Linked DNA regions of Homo sapiens: region 2 is linked to region 1. A link is a contact called in ENCODE Hi-C or POLR2A ChIA-PET data. All regions are on one chromosome and are shown on one strand. Each heading gives the region's core, a stretch centred on a gene start or an enhancer-like site at or near the end of the contact. The rest is flanking DNA. Distances are from core to core; before and after follow the strand shown.

Region 1 (5,951 bases), core at 1,850-4,349:
CCACCGCGCCCGGCCAGCAATATCATGTCTTTTTAGGTTTCTTCAATTAGAATAGTTCTTCAGCTTTGTCTTTCATGACACTGACATTTTTGAAGAATGTAAGCCATTTATTTAATCGACTGTCCCTCCTTTTGAATTAGTCTGATGTTTCCTCACAATTAGATTCCGGTTGTACCTTTTTGGCAGGAAAACCACAGAGGTGATATCATGTCCTTCAGCACACATACATCAGGAGATATATGCTATCAATCTGTCCCATTTGTCCCTTGCGATGTTAACTTTGATCATTTGATTCAGGTGGGGATTATCAGTCCTCTCTACTGTAAAGTTATTATTTTTCTCTTTGAAATCAATAGGTGTTTTATGAGGATCTACTTTGAGATTGTGTAAATACACTGTTTCTCATCAAATTTTTACCCACTAGTTTTAACATCCCTTGATAATTCTTGCCTGAATCATTAATGACTCTAAGGTTTACCAAATGGTCATTTTCTAATTTTATCATTTCTTATACCTATATTAGTTGTAATTTTACTCTAAGGAAAGCCTTTTTCTTTTTCTCCATTTATTTATTTGCTTATATTAATATGGACTTAGATTTTCACATTTTATCCAATTTATTATTATTATTATTTTAGATGAAGTCTCCCTTTTGTCATCCAGACTGGAGTGCAGTGGTGTGATCTCGGCTCACTGCAGCCTCCGCTTCCTGGGTTCAAGCAATTCTCCCGCCTCAGCCTCCCGAGTAGCTGGGAAAACAGGTGCTCACCACCATGCCCAGCTAATTTTTGTATTTTTAGTAGAGATGGAGTTTCACCGTGTTGGCCAGGCTGGTCTCGAACTCCTGACCTCAGGTGATCCACCCGCCTTGGCCTCCCAAAATGCTGGGATTACAGGCATGAGCCACCGTGCCCAGTTGATTATTATTATTATTTTTTAAAAGTTCAGATTGTCCAAGATTTGAATGGGAGCTCCTTCCAGCTTCTTCTTCTTCTTCTTCTTTTTTTTTTTTTTTTTATTGAAACAGGGTATCTTTTACTACATAGCACAGGCTGGAGTGCAGAGTGGCTATTTACAGAGGTGATCATGGCTCACTGCAGCCTCAAACTCTTGGGTTCAAGCAATCCTCCCACCTCAGCCTCCTGACTAGCTGGGACTACAGGTGCATGTTACTGCCCCCCAGCTAGGGTTATTTTTGAAGGTGGATTCTCCAAAACTCTGGTCCAGGCTATTTCTCCAAATTATGAATGTTTAAACAGCATTCAAGAATCTAATTTTTAACATTATGAGAAAGCACAGCATCTATGCCAGTGAATTTTAGAGTTCCAACGAAATAACAAGATGTTTATTTACATACATTTTATAATCTTCCTAAAGACCAGACTCATTTCCTAAGTGAGGACATGACTTCCTCTCTCTTCTCCCGGTCCTGATGTATGTCCAGTCCATTTCACAGTAGACCTACTGAGGAAGTAGCAGGGTAGAGAGGAGAGTCAGGGAAGTGGGAAGGTGAGAGAGAAGTAGGGAGGAAAAGGAACAGGAGGAGAAAGAACTCCTCTCCTCTCCTCATTTGTTCAGACGGTCTGGCACCTACAGCCTCCTCATGTCCCCCAGCCCCACTGCCCCCTCCTGGAAGTCAGCGCACTGCTGCCGCTGGCATTCACATCGTGTCGGCAGGACGCCGCGTTGTCAGAGGTTAGAGACAGCCACTTTCATCTCAGAAAAGGGGCCGGGAGATGACCTGGGTTATATAGAAGGAACTCAAGTCTTCTTGCCGCAGAAATGCCACTGGAAGGGATGGAGGAGAGAAAACCCGGTTGTATGATGTCTGCATTGCCCTCCTCGCTGGAACTCACCACAGGCTGGAGGTGCTTCCGGCAGAACCGAGCTCCGGGGAAAGCCTGTGATAAATCATCTCTGTCTTTACTAGCCAAGGGTTGCTATGGCAATAGGAATACACTGTAGGTTTTAAGAGATGTAATTTTCTGTGATTCACTGTATATTTTTAGCCATTTTTCCCTCTGTATTATCTCCCTGTGGTAATTGCCTATTAATGCTGGTCTGTACTAAGATTGGACTAAACGGTCGATTCTCAGAAGAGATGAAAACCCTGGAGCTCAGTAAGTACAAGGGGGTGATGGCCCATGAACTTAAGAGTAACCTGGTAGAACAACCAGATTAGTTCAGGACATGGATGAATTCACGTGGCCCATGCTACGTCTGTCTTGGGAGGAGAGTAAAGCAGAGTGAAGGGACCCAGCAATGTGGCTCTGGAGTTTTGGGAATGGGAAGCTGAGTCACACTACCCACTGAAATCCATATGCTCGAATGGTGTCAAGGGCAGGCCACAAAAGTCAGAAACGAGCATCCTGCGCAAGGGACACTAGGACCCAGGTTTCCAAACAAAGGAACTGTAAAAGCTTCTAACCTTTTGTTTTTTTTTTTGTTGTTGTTGTTGTTGTTTTTTTTTTGAGACAGAGTCTCGCTCTGTTGCCCAGGCTGGAGTGCAGTGGTGTGATCTCGGCCCATTGCAAGCTCCACCTCCCAGGTTCATGCCATTCTCCTGCCTCAGCCTCCCGAGCAGCTGGGACTACAGGCGCCCACCACCATGCCCGGCTAATTTCTTTGTGTGTTGTTTTTTTTTTTTTAGTAGAGACGGGGTTTCACCGTGTTAGCCAGGATGGTCTCGATCTCCCGACCTCGTGATTCACCTGCCTCGACCTCCCAAAGTGCTGGGATTACAGACATGAGCCACCGTGCCTGGCCTCTAACCTCTTTTAATTTAGTTCAAGTCTTCTATTGTTTCTTATCTTATCCTTCCTTCTTTATTCCTTTCTTCTTTCTTTCCTTGCTCTAATTTTACTTTTTTTTTTTTTTTTTTTAACCGTAAAATCAGGGGAGAGACTAAGAGGAGGTGAAAACAGAATGTATCTAGTTGCTATTGGTTCATAGTTGTATCAGGGGTCTTTCCATCCAGGCCACAGAAAATCCAGCCTAAACTGCTTAAGCAGAAAGAGAACTTACTCTTTCTCTAATAGCTGAAAAGTCCAGGGGCTTGGGTTTAGTCTCAGGCACAGTTGTATTCAGAAGGCCAGATGACATCATCAACATCTGGGCTGTCTGACACACCACTAAGTTTCACTGATATTTGGGCATTTGGGCTGCAATAACATGAAACTCAGCTAACAGAGGCTTCAACAAAGTGTGGTTTGTTTTTCTCACATAAGAAGTCCAGAGAGAGGTTTATTTTTCTCATTCAACAAGCAGCCCAGAATAGGCATAGATGACGTTACTATGCAGCAGCTCAGTAATGTCATCAAGAACCCAGCCTCCTTCTTCATTTCAGCTCTACTGTCTTCAGGGTCACAGGAGGACAGGTCCAGCTCTAGACATTCAAGGCAGAAAGAAGAGGCTAGCTAACTTCCGATTTTTTTTTTTTTTATCCAGAAAAGTAAATCAATCCCCAAAGTTCCCAGCTGACCTCTGCTTCCAGTTGATTGAATACATCAGTGCCATGAGGCCACTTTAGCCACAGAGGAGGCTGGGAAAGTACGTTTTTAAGCTTTTTTGGTCCCTGCAGTAGAAGCAGTGTTTTTTGTTTGGTTTGGTTTTGCCTCATATAACAGTCAAAGAACAAACCGTACCCAAGATTGTGAAAGGGTTCTGCCTCTTCCTTGCAGTCTGACCAGTCACTCCGTTGTCATATCCTAGCCAAGAAGGGAGAAGGTATAAGAGAAGGGCAAGAAGCTTTCTTTTAAGGATGCAATGCATAAGTTGCATTCATCACTTCTCTTCTGCCCATATGCTATTGGTCAGAACATAACCACATGATCACAACCAGCTGTAAGGGTGGCTGGGAAATGTAGTACTTGGGTAGCCATGTGCCCAGCTAAAACTTGAGGAGTTCTGTTAGTCACATGATGAAGAAGAGGGGTATTTTGAAACAACTAGCAATCTCCTCAGGTGTAGTTAGAGCTCCATGATGTGCTCACTTCACATTGCATGCCTGTATCAAAACATCTTATCTACCCCATAAATATATACACCTACTATATACCCACAAACATTTTTTAAAAATAAAATAAAACAAAAATAAATTAAAAAATAAAAAAGAGCAGTTATAGGAGAAAGGGTTTGGATGGCTATTAGATTCACTCATTCAAGGCCAAATATTTCTGCCTCTGCCACATTCTCAGAGAGGCTTACCTTTGTGCAGGTAAGACAGCTTCAGCATCACCAGCCTCACATTCTCCCTGGTCCAAGACCATTAGTAAAAGAGCTCAACATCTTCGCAGCTACCCTGGGCAGTCTCACCACATCTCCTTGGTTCTTACTGGGTCACCTGCCCATCATTAACTAAGGGGATGCAATGCAATACTCTGGTCATTCCTGAATGACTTGCTCCACAAAATCACCAAGATCTTTCTGGGCCTCAGTTTGCTCATCTGTAAACTAAACATAATAAAACCTACCTCACAGGGTTGGTGGGAGAGTGCTGCTGGGGGACTCAGGCTGAGCTGGGGGTCATTGTCCATACATGCATTTCAGTTTGCCTACTGACCAGACTCACCTTAACAATATCATTTCAAAAAACAAGACCCTCTAAAATCAAAGTAATCATCAGTGGATAGTTAGCCTAGATCTCATCTTATAATATATTCCAAAGTAAAAATACTTGCTAGGTACCTGGCACTGTGCTAAGCACTTTGCATACCTTCTATCAAAACTCTCAAAGTAATTCCATGGGAGAGATACTTTCACTGTTTTCAATTAACAGACAAGAGTGGTGATGGGTGCCTGTAATCCCAGCTACTCGGGAGGCTGAGGCACAAGAATCACTTGAACCTGGGAGGCAGAAGTTCCAGTGAGTCGAGATCACACCACCGCACTCCAGCCTGGGTGACAAAGCAAGACTCTTAAAAAAACAAACGAATAAACAAACAAAAATAAACGAGTAAATAAACAAAAGGGATAAGGAAATTTAGCTCCTTGCCTAAGGTCACAGCCAGCACAGTGATGGAGCCACAAAGCCAGGACTAACTTTGAACCCCCACAATCTCCTCCCTCTTATTGTATAAAAATAAGTAAAAATAACCACATATTTATGAAATCACGAAAACCTTCCTGCTGATTGTGGTGGTCACAAGAAAGCACCTTTTGATGCAGGACAGATGAACCTCCAAATTGGGGCTTAGCCCAGGAAGGTTCTTGGCTTTGCCGAGGAGAAAATTCAAGGGCAAGCCAATGGTGTTGAACAGCCTTTGATGAAAGCGCCCAGTGCACAGGAGCAGCAGAGGTACTGCTCCTTGCAGAACAGGGCTACCCTATAGGCAGTGGGCCCAGAGTAACAGCTCAGAGGAAGTTCTGCACTCATTTTTATGCCTGCTCTGAATTGTATGCAAATTAAGGGGTGGTTTATGCAGAAATTTCTAGAAAAGAGGTGGTAACTTCTAGGTTGTCAAGTCATTGCCACAGAAAGGGGTGGGAACTTCTGGGTGTTGCCATGGTAATGGTAAACTGACAGGGCACAGTGATGGGCGTGTCTTATGGGGTGGTGCTTCTGCCCTGGACTTGTTTTAGTTAGTCCCCAATTTGGTCCAGTATCTGAACCCTGCCTTCAAAGTAAAGTCTCACCTCCTACCTCACTTTGATCTCCCTTTGAGAGAACCTGCTACCAGGAGTAGCAGGATGACAGCCTTACACTATGGATCCTTTGGGCTCCCTGCAGCCTTCACACTGAGGCCTCCCCCTCCCTGGGCACAACAGATGTACTACAGCCAGGCCAGTCCTGTCCAGTGGCAACTCCTCTGTTCTTGGGCTTCCCATAAGCCTGGCTGTGGCTTTCTTGGAGCTATGCTGTAGTCTAGATTCTTCCTACCCAACTCTCTTTCCTTTCCACTCTCCTTCAGCAAGTGCCAGGCCTGCACTGCTGCCTGAGGGCTGTCCTCACC
Region 2 (5,951 bases), core at 2,245-4,744, 150 kb before region 1:
AGTGCAGTGATGTGAACAGGGCTCACTGCAGCCTCAACCTCCTGGGCTCAAGCAATCCTCCTGCCTCGATCTCCTGAGTAGCTGGGACTAGAGGCGCACACCACCATGCCAGGCTAATTTTTTAATTTTTTTGTTTTTGTTTTTGAGACAGTGTCTTGCTGTGTCACCCAGGCTAGAGTTCTCAAGCGATTCTCCTGCCTCAGCCATCCGAACAGCTGGGACTACAGGTGCCTGCCACCATGCCCGGCTAATTTTTGTATTTTTAGTAGAGATGGGGTTTCACCATGTTGGCCAGGCTGGTCTCGAACTCCTGACCAAAAGTGATCCGCCTGCTTTGGTCTCCCAAAGTGCTGGGATTACAGGTGTGAGCCACCGTGCCTGGCTTAGGATGTCAGTATCTTATACTTGACTGTGGCTTCCCTTTATCTTCTTCTAAAGAGGTTTCTGCCCTCTCTAGAGAGACAATATTGATTCCTTATCCCCAGATCGGATGGAGTTAAGTTCATGCTACTTGACTCCAGCCATCATCAACCTCTTCCATTCTAGACATAAAGTGCAATTTTTGCTAAGGAACTAAAGAGTCTCTCTGGTAAAGTGTGATTTAGGTCATTCTTCTAGATTCGGGTTTTAATTCACGGCTGGCATTTCCAAAGTAGTTTAGGGTGAGCATCTGAAATAAATGAGTCATCTCGGTCCTTCTATTTCTTCTATTTCCCATTATTTTCCAACTTAAACATCTAGGGACTAAAGATTAATTTATCCTCCCAATGCTGGCAACAGGCAAGTCATTCTGTAATATATATTGGGAAATTAATGGACTTCCATTAGGGGAGAAGTAAACAAAAGTTGATAATATATATGCCGGTTTATCTATAGACACACAGTATCAGGAGCTGAAGAATGAATAGCTCTAAGCCAGGCTTGTTGTTAGGTTGAAAAAAAACCCAACCAGCCAACCACCAATTTGGTTTTTCTCAAGCTGTCAGCTGAAGCAGACAGAAGTAAAATGTTAAGTTGAGGGTGTTTTAAGGAACAAAGAAGATGCTATACTTGTTCCCATATTCTCCACCAAGTCAACCCTCCTTATGTGGCAGGGAGAGCTGCACTCAGACCCCGGATGCCTAGGGAGAAACTGGGAGGAATTTTTGCTCCCATCGCAGGTAGGATCTGGTGGTTTGTTGAAATCCACGTGGTTAGGAAACCTCAGATTAATCACCTGAGTGGTTTGGGAGACAGGTTGCTAGAGGCCAGAGGCACTCAGAGGCAAAAGGACACTGAGGCTTTATAAAGGCTCCTTCCATGGTGGACACTTGACAGCAGACACAGCAACCTACGATATCAGCCTCAGCGTTTACTGTTCCCCTACTCCAGAGTACAAAATATCTCCCTAGGTATTGAGCAAAAACACTGCGAGAACCATTCAACCTACTTCTATATAAATGTAGTCTTCATACTACATTAGACATTTTTTTTTTTTTTTTGAGACGCAGTCTGGCTCTATTGCCCAGGCTGGAGTACAGTGGCGTGATCTCGGCTCACTGCAACCTCCGCCTTCCGGGATCAAGCGAGTCTCCTGCCTCAGCCTCCGGAGTAGCTGGGATTACAGGCATGCACCACCGCGCCCGGCTAATTTTGTATTTTTAGTAGAGACGGGGTTTCGCCATGTTGGTCAGGCTGGTCTCGAACTCCTGACCTCGTGATCATCCCGCCTCGGTCCCCAAAGTGCTGGGATTACAGGTGTGAGCCACTACACCCGGCCGACATAAGACGTTTTGTTGGCTAACATTAGTACAGCACCCTAGAGTTTGTAAAGTGCACTCAGATCGATGGTCTTAATTGATCCAGTTGCACACAAACCTTATCATGATGTTCTGATTGTGAGCCATCAGTAAATAGTGGTGGTACTGAAGTTCTCCAGAACATGTCTCAGTCAGGGAAACCCTTCAATATGGTCTTACAAAGAAATATTAGTTTATTTGATAACTGAAAAGACAGAGGGTCTTGCTCTGTCACCCAGGCTGGAGTGCAGTGGCTTGATCATGGCTCACTGCAGCCTTGAGCTCCTGGGCTCAAGTGATCCTTCCACCTCAGCTTTCTGGGTAGCTGGGACTAGAGGCACACACCACCACACCCAGCTAGTTTTTAATTTTTTTTTTTTGTAGAGGTGGGGTCTTGCTATATTTCCCAGGTTGGTCTTGAACTCCTGGCCTCAAGTAATCCTCCTGCCTTGGCCTCTCAAAGCACTGGGATTACAAGTGTGAGCCACTGCACCTAGCCATAAGATATATTTAAGACAAAAGCTAATTGGTGTTGGCAGGTAAAACTCAAGAAAGGTGCAGGTATCCAGGTCCTCTTCTCTCCCTGGATCCTGTAGACAGTTGGGCTTTTTGGGGTGCAGCTGGATGCACCATCAATCATCTGAGGAGGGACCCCTGGTACCTCTTCCTTTTCATAGGTCAACTTGAGAGGGACTTTGCTGTGGTGGGAAAGTATTTCAGGGTTCAGACACTGATCAGCATGAGCATAGGGGCCCAAGGCTTAAGGAAGTGCTATGAAATGCCCAGCTAGTGTCTTCAGATCTCCTGGTACCATAGGAAGTTGAAGTTGGGCACAGCCAGCCTCTCCTCTTGGGGAAACAGTAAGGTAGCCCATTGCCAGGCAAACCCAAAAGGAGCTCTTAGGACCATTCATTGGATATTCCTATTTGTCACACCACACTTTCTACCCATATCCCCCAAACTTAGCTAGTACTTAGAACATAAAAAGTACTCCAAAAATAACTACAGCTGCCATTAATTGAGGGCCTATTGTGTGCAAGTGACTTGGCATATTTTATCACTAGTTCTCACAATGACTGTGCAAGATAGGTATTATTAGCTCTATTTTATAGATGAGGAAACAGAAGCTAGAGAAGGCTAAGTGACTTGCTTAGTAATATGCAAGTCACATAGAGCTAGTAAATGGTGGAGCTGAAATATGAACCCATATCTCTGTGACTCCTTTTACCCCCAGGCTATGTAGCCTGTCACTGTGAACATAGTCTCTCTCCTCTCCTCCCCACTGGCCCCCGTACATGTGTGTCTGTCTGTCTCCAGCTCGACCTCTCCCTGTCCTGCTGTCTCTGTTTCTCTCTCATCTGTGGGTAGGTTCCCACCACTTCCTTTCCTGAAGTCCATGCCTTGCGTGCCTGCCTACTGAAATGTGCTTCACCAGTGAGGCCTCCTGACCCTTCTGCATTGTCACAAGCTGGCCTGGATGATTTTTCTCACCTCACCCAGTCTAGTTTGCTCTCTACCTTCCAAGCCCAGCAGGTACTTGAAAAGTAGTGGTCATCTGCTGTTAGTAAAAGCTCCAAGTAAGAAAAATGTAAGCTAAACTAGGAGCAGAACAAAAAGGAAGTTAAGAGATAAGAACCAAACCTGGTTTCTTGGCAGGGCACTTAGGGAAAGAATGACCCAAGGTCAGTCAAACCTGCACCCTAAAGCAGGAAGGGCCTCTGGCCTTTTCACTCAGCAAGATGCTCAGGGGACAACCCAGAACATAGTGACTCTGGCTGAGGACGCTGTTACATTCCCCAGGGACTTGTAAGGCCTAACAATCACCATCCTCCTCCCGCTCCTCCTCATCAAATGCATTTATTAAACAGCCTAATTATTAAACAAGGCAGGTGGAAGAGAAAGGTGGGAAATTGGAAGGTTGAATCAAGCTTTTTAAAAAGCTAGAAAAATGACTCACTTTGTGTAACCTCTCATTTGGAGAAAAAAGTGGATGTTCCTGATCCAGCCAGGTACATTTTTAGACCTGTAGGGGAGAGATAGGGAAACAGACCATTTTTTCTCTCAGTCACAACTACTGTGAGCTCAGAGCTGAACTGCCAGGCCTCTAGAATAAATTCAGAGGATTTATTCTTCCAACAAGGGCCAGAAAACTGACAGAATCACAGGCAAGAATAATATCTGTTCAAGTCAATGTTTAGAATATTAGAAGTGTGAAGACATTTTATTAGCAAATCCACCAGATTTTCTCCTTAAGGTAAGAAATTGTGCTCTATTTTTTTCTCCTTCCTTTTTCTTTCTTTCTTTCTCTCTTTCTTTCTCTTTCTCTCTCTCTCTTTCTTTCAGAGTCTCACTCTATTGCCCAGGCAATCTCAGTTCACTGCAACCTCCACCTCCTAGGTTCAAGTGATTCTCCTGCCTCAGCCTCCTGAGTAGCTGGGATTACAGGCATGCACCTCCATGCCCAGCTAATTTTTGTATTTTTAGTACAGAGAAGGTTTCATCATGTTGACCAGGCTGGTCTCAAACTTCTGACCTCAGGTGATCCACCCACTTTGGCCTCCCAAAGTGCTGGGATTACAGGCATGAGCCACCACGCCCAGCTATTTAGTTTTAAATCCTGGGATGGAGCCCAGTGTCTGACACAGAGAGATGCTCAATAAATGTTTGCTAGGGCCAGGCATGGTGGCTCATGCCTGTAATACCAGCACTTCAGAAGGCCAAGGCAGGAGAATCATTTGAGCCCAAGAGTCCGAGACCAGCCTGGGCAATATAGCAAGATCCCCATCTCTACAAAAAAAAATTTAAAACAATTATATTGAAAAGCTTACTAGGATAAAATTGAAGGCAAGAGCTGAGTCTTGCACAATTTTGTATTCCATTCAGTGCCCAGCACTAAGTGAATGAGTGCCTGCAGGCATTAATGAATGAAAAATGCACTTTTTGATTTGCCTTTGAAGGAAAGCATATGCCTTTGCAAGCAGTGGTATCATCTTCCTAATTATCCAAGAAGTCTGTGTTCTCTTCTTAATTTCATTTTGATTTTGTTCCCTTAAGAAGACAGAGCTTTTGCTAAACGAATCTGGCTACTAAAAAGAAACAGTTCTGCTGGCTTTTCTTCTTCCTCATGTAGTGGCAAACAGTCCTGAACTTCTGGATCTGTCAAGGTATTTCCTATGTTCCTGTCTGGGCACAGGTCAGGATTCTCCCAGGAGCTGGTCTCATTTGCCTTCAGCTTTCCTGGTCCTCCTGTCGAATCTCACCTCTCCTCCTTGTTCTTTGTTTTGCCCCAGTTGAGTTTTAATCCCTTTTGCCCAGCAGCTCCCTCCTCTCCCAGTACAGTAAATCTCATCTCTCTCAGTGTAGCACATTAGCACATTTACGTGGAAAGTATTTAATACATATGGATCATATGGGTAGCCAAGAAAGTACATGGTCTGTGGGGGGGAAACTGAAGTAGGAGCAGGGAGAGGCAAGAACCTTTTCTCAAAAGAGTCCTGAGTGTGGCCAGGCACGGTGGCTCACACCTGTAATCCCAGCACTTTGGAAGGCCAAAGGAGGTGAATCATTTGAGGTCAAGAGTTCAAGACAAACCTGGCCAATATGGTGAAACCCGGTCTCTACTAAAAATACAAAAATTAGCCAGGCAGTGGTGGCGCATGCCTGTAATCCCAGCTACTTGGGAGGCTGAGGCTCGAGAATTGCTTGAGCTTGGGAGGCGGAGGTTGTGGTGAGTCAAGATCATGCCGCTGCACTCCAGCCTGGGTGACAGAGTGAGACCCTGTCTCAAGAAAAAAAAAAAAAAAGAGTCCTGAGTGGAGGGATAGTAGGGATCAGTGATGAGCTTTCTTTTCACAAACAGAAACAGGTGTGAGTCACTGAAGGGGCTTCATTTGGGAGATGAAGTACATTTCATTCTATCAGTTCCCTTCACAAATATATAAAAGCTCCCTATTTTACAGCTGAGGAACTGAAACTCAGAGAGGTTAGGAGACTTCCTGACCACACCTTCAGGCTGAGCTAGGTACCCCTCCTCTAGGCTTCTCTCATGGGACCTCTGTCTTAGTGCTCATCACACTGTGATACAGTTACTTACTAATATCTTTTTCTACTCAATTTTCTGTGCACTCACAGAAGGCAGAAACTGTACCTTTCATTTCCATGATTCTCATGGAT

Evidence for each region. A loop is a pair of places that touch in the nucleus more often than their neighbours do. ChIA-PET counts read pairs that join two places held with the same protein, here RNA polymerase II (POLR2A). Pooled maps may share reads with other maps.
Region 2: a pooled map shows a loop between it and region 1 (4-fold over the local background). The contact joins two enhancer-like sites. A Hi-C loop is called at or near these places in 1 of 168 maps with a recorded cell type or tissue (GM12878), 3 of 37 single-sample maps with no recorded cell type and 8 of 50 pooled maps. POLR2A ChIA-PET finds 5 or more read pairs at or near these places in 7 of 52 experiments (AG04449, B cell, GM10248 and 4 more).

What each region holds. Positions count from the first base shown.
Region 1 is chr14:65,166,822-65,172,772 of GRCh38, reverse strand. No RefSeq gene overlaps it. Among named protein-coding and RNA genes, the nearest start is that of LINC02324, 53 kb to the left of the region's middle. RefSeq lists enhancers at 1,614-1,783, 1,804-1,863, 3,427-3,526. Within about 2 kb of position 3,099, at least 4 of the 41 ENCODE cell types and tissues checked have a DNase peak (open chromatin) inside an H3K27ac peak, as active enhancers do; they include GM12878, where a contact is called at or near this core.
Region 2 is chr14:65,318,679-65,324,629 of GRCh38, reverse strand. No RefSeq gene overlaps it. Among named protein-coding and RNA genes, the nearest start is that of MIR4708, 14 kb to the left of the region's middle. RefSeq lists enhancers at 2,944-3,033, 3,254-3,363, 5,434-5,653. Within about 2 kb of position 3,494, at least 6 of the 41 ENCODE cell types and tissues checked have a DNase peak (open chromatin) inside an H3K27ac peak, as active enhancers do; they include GM12878, where a contact is called at or near this core.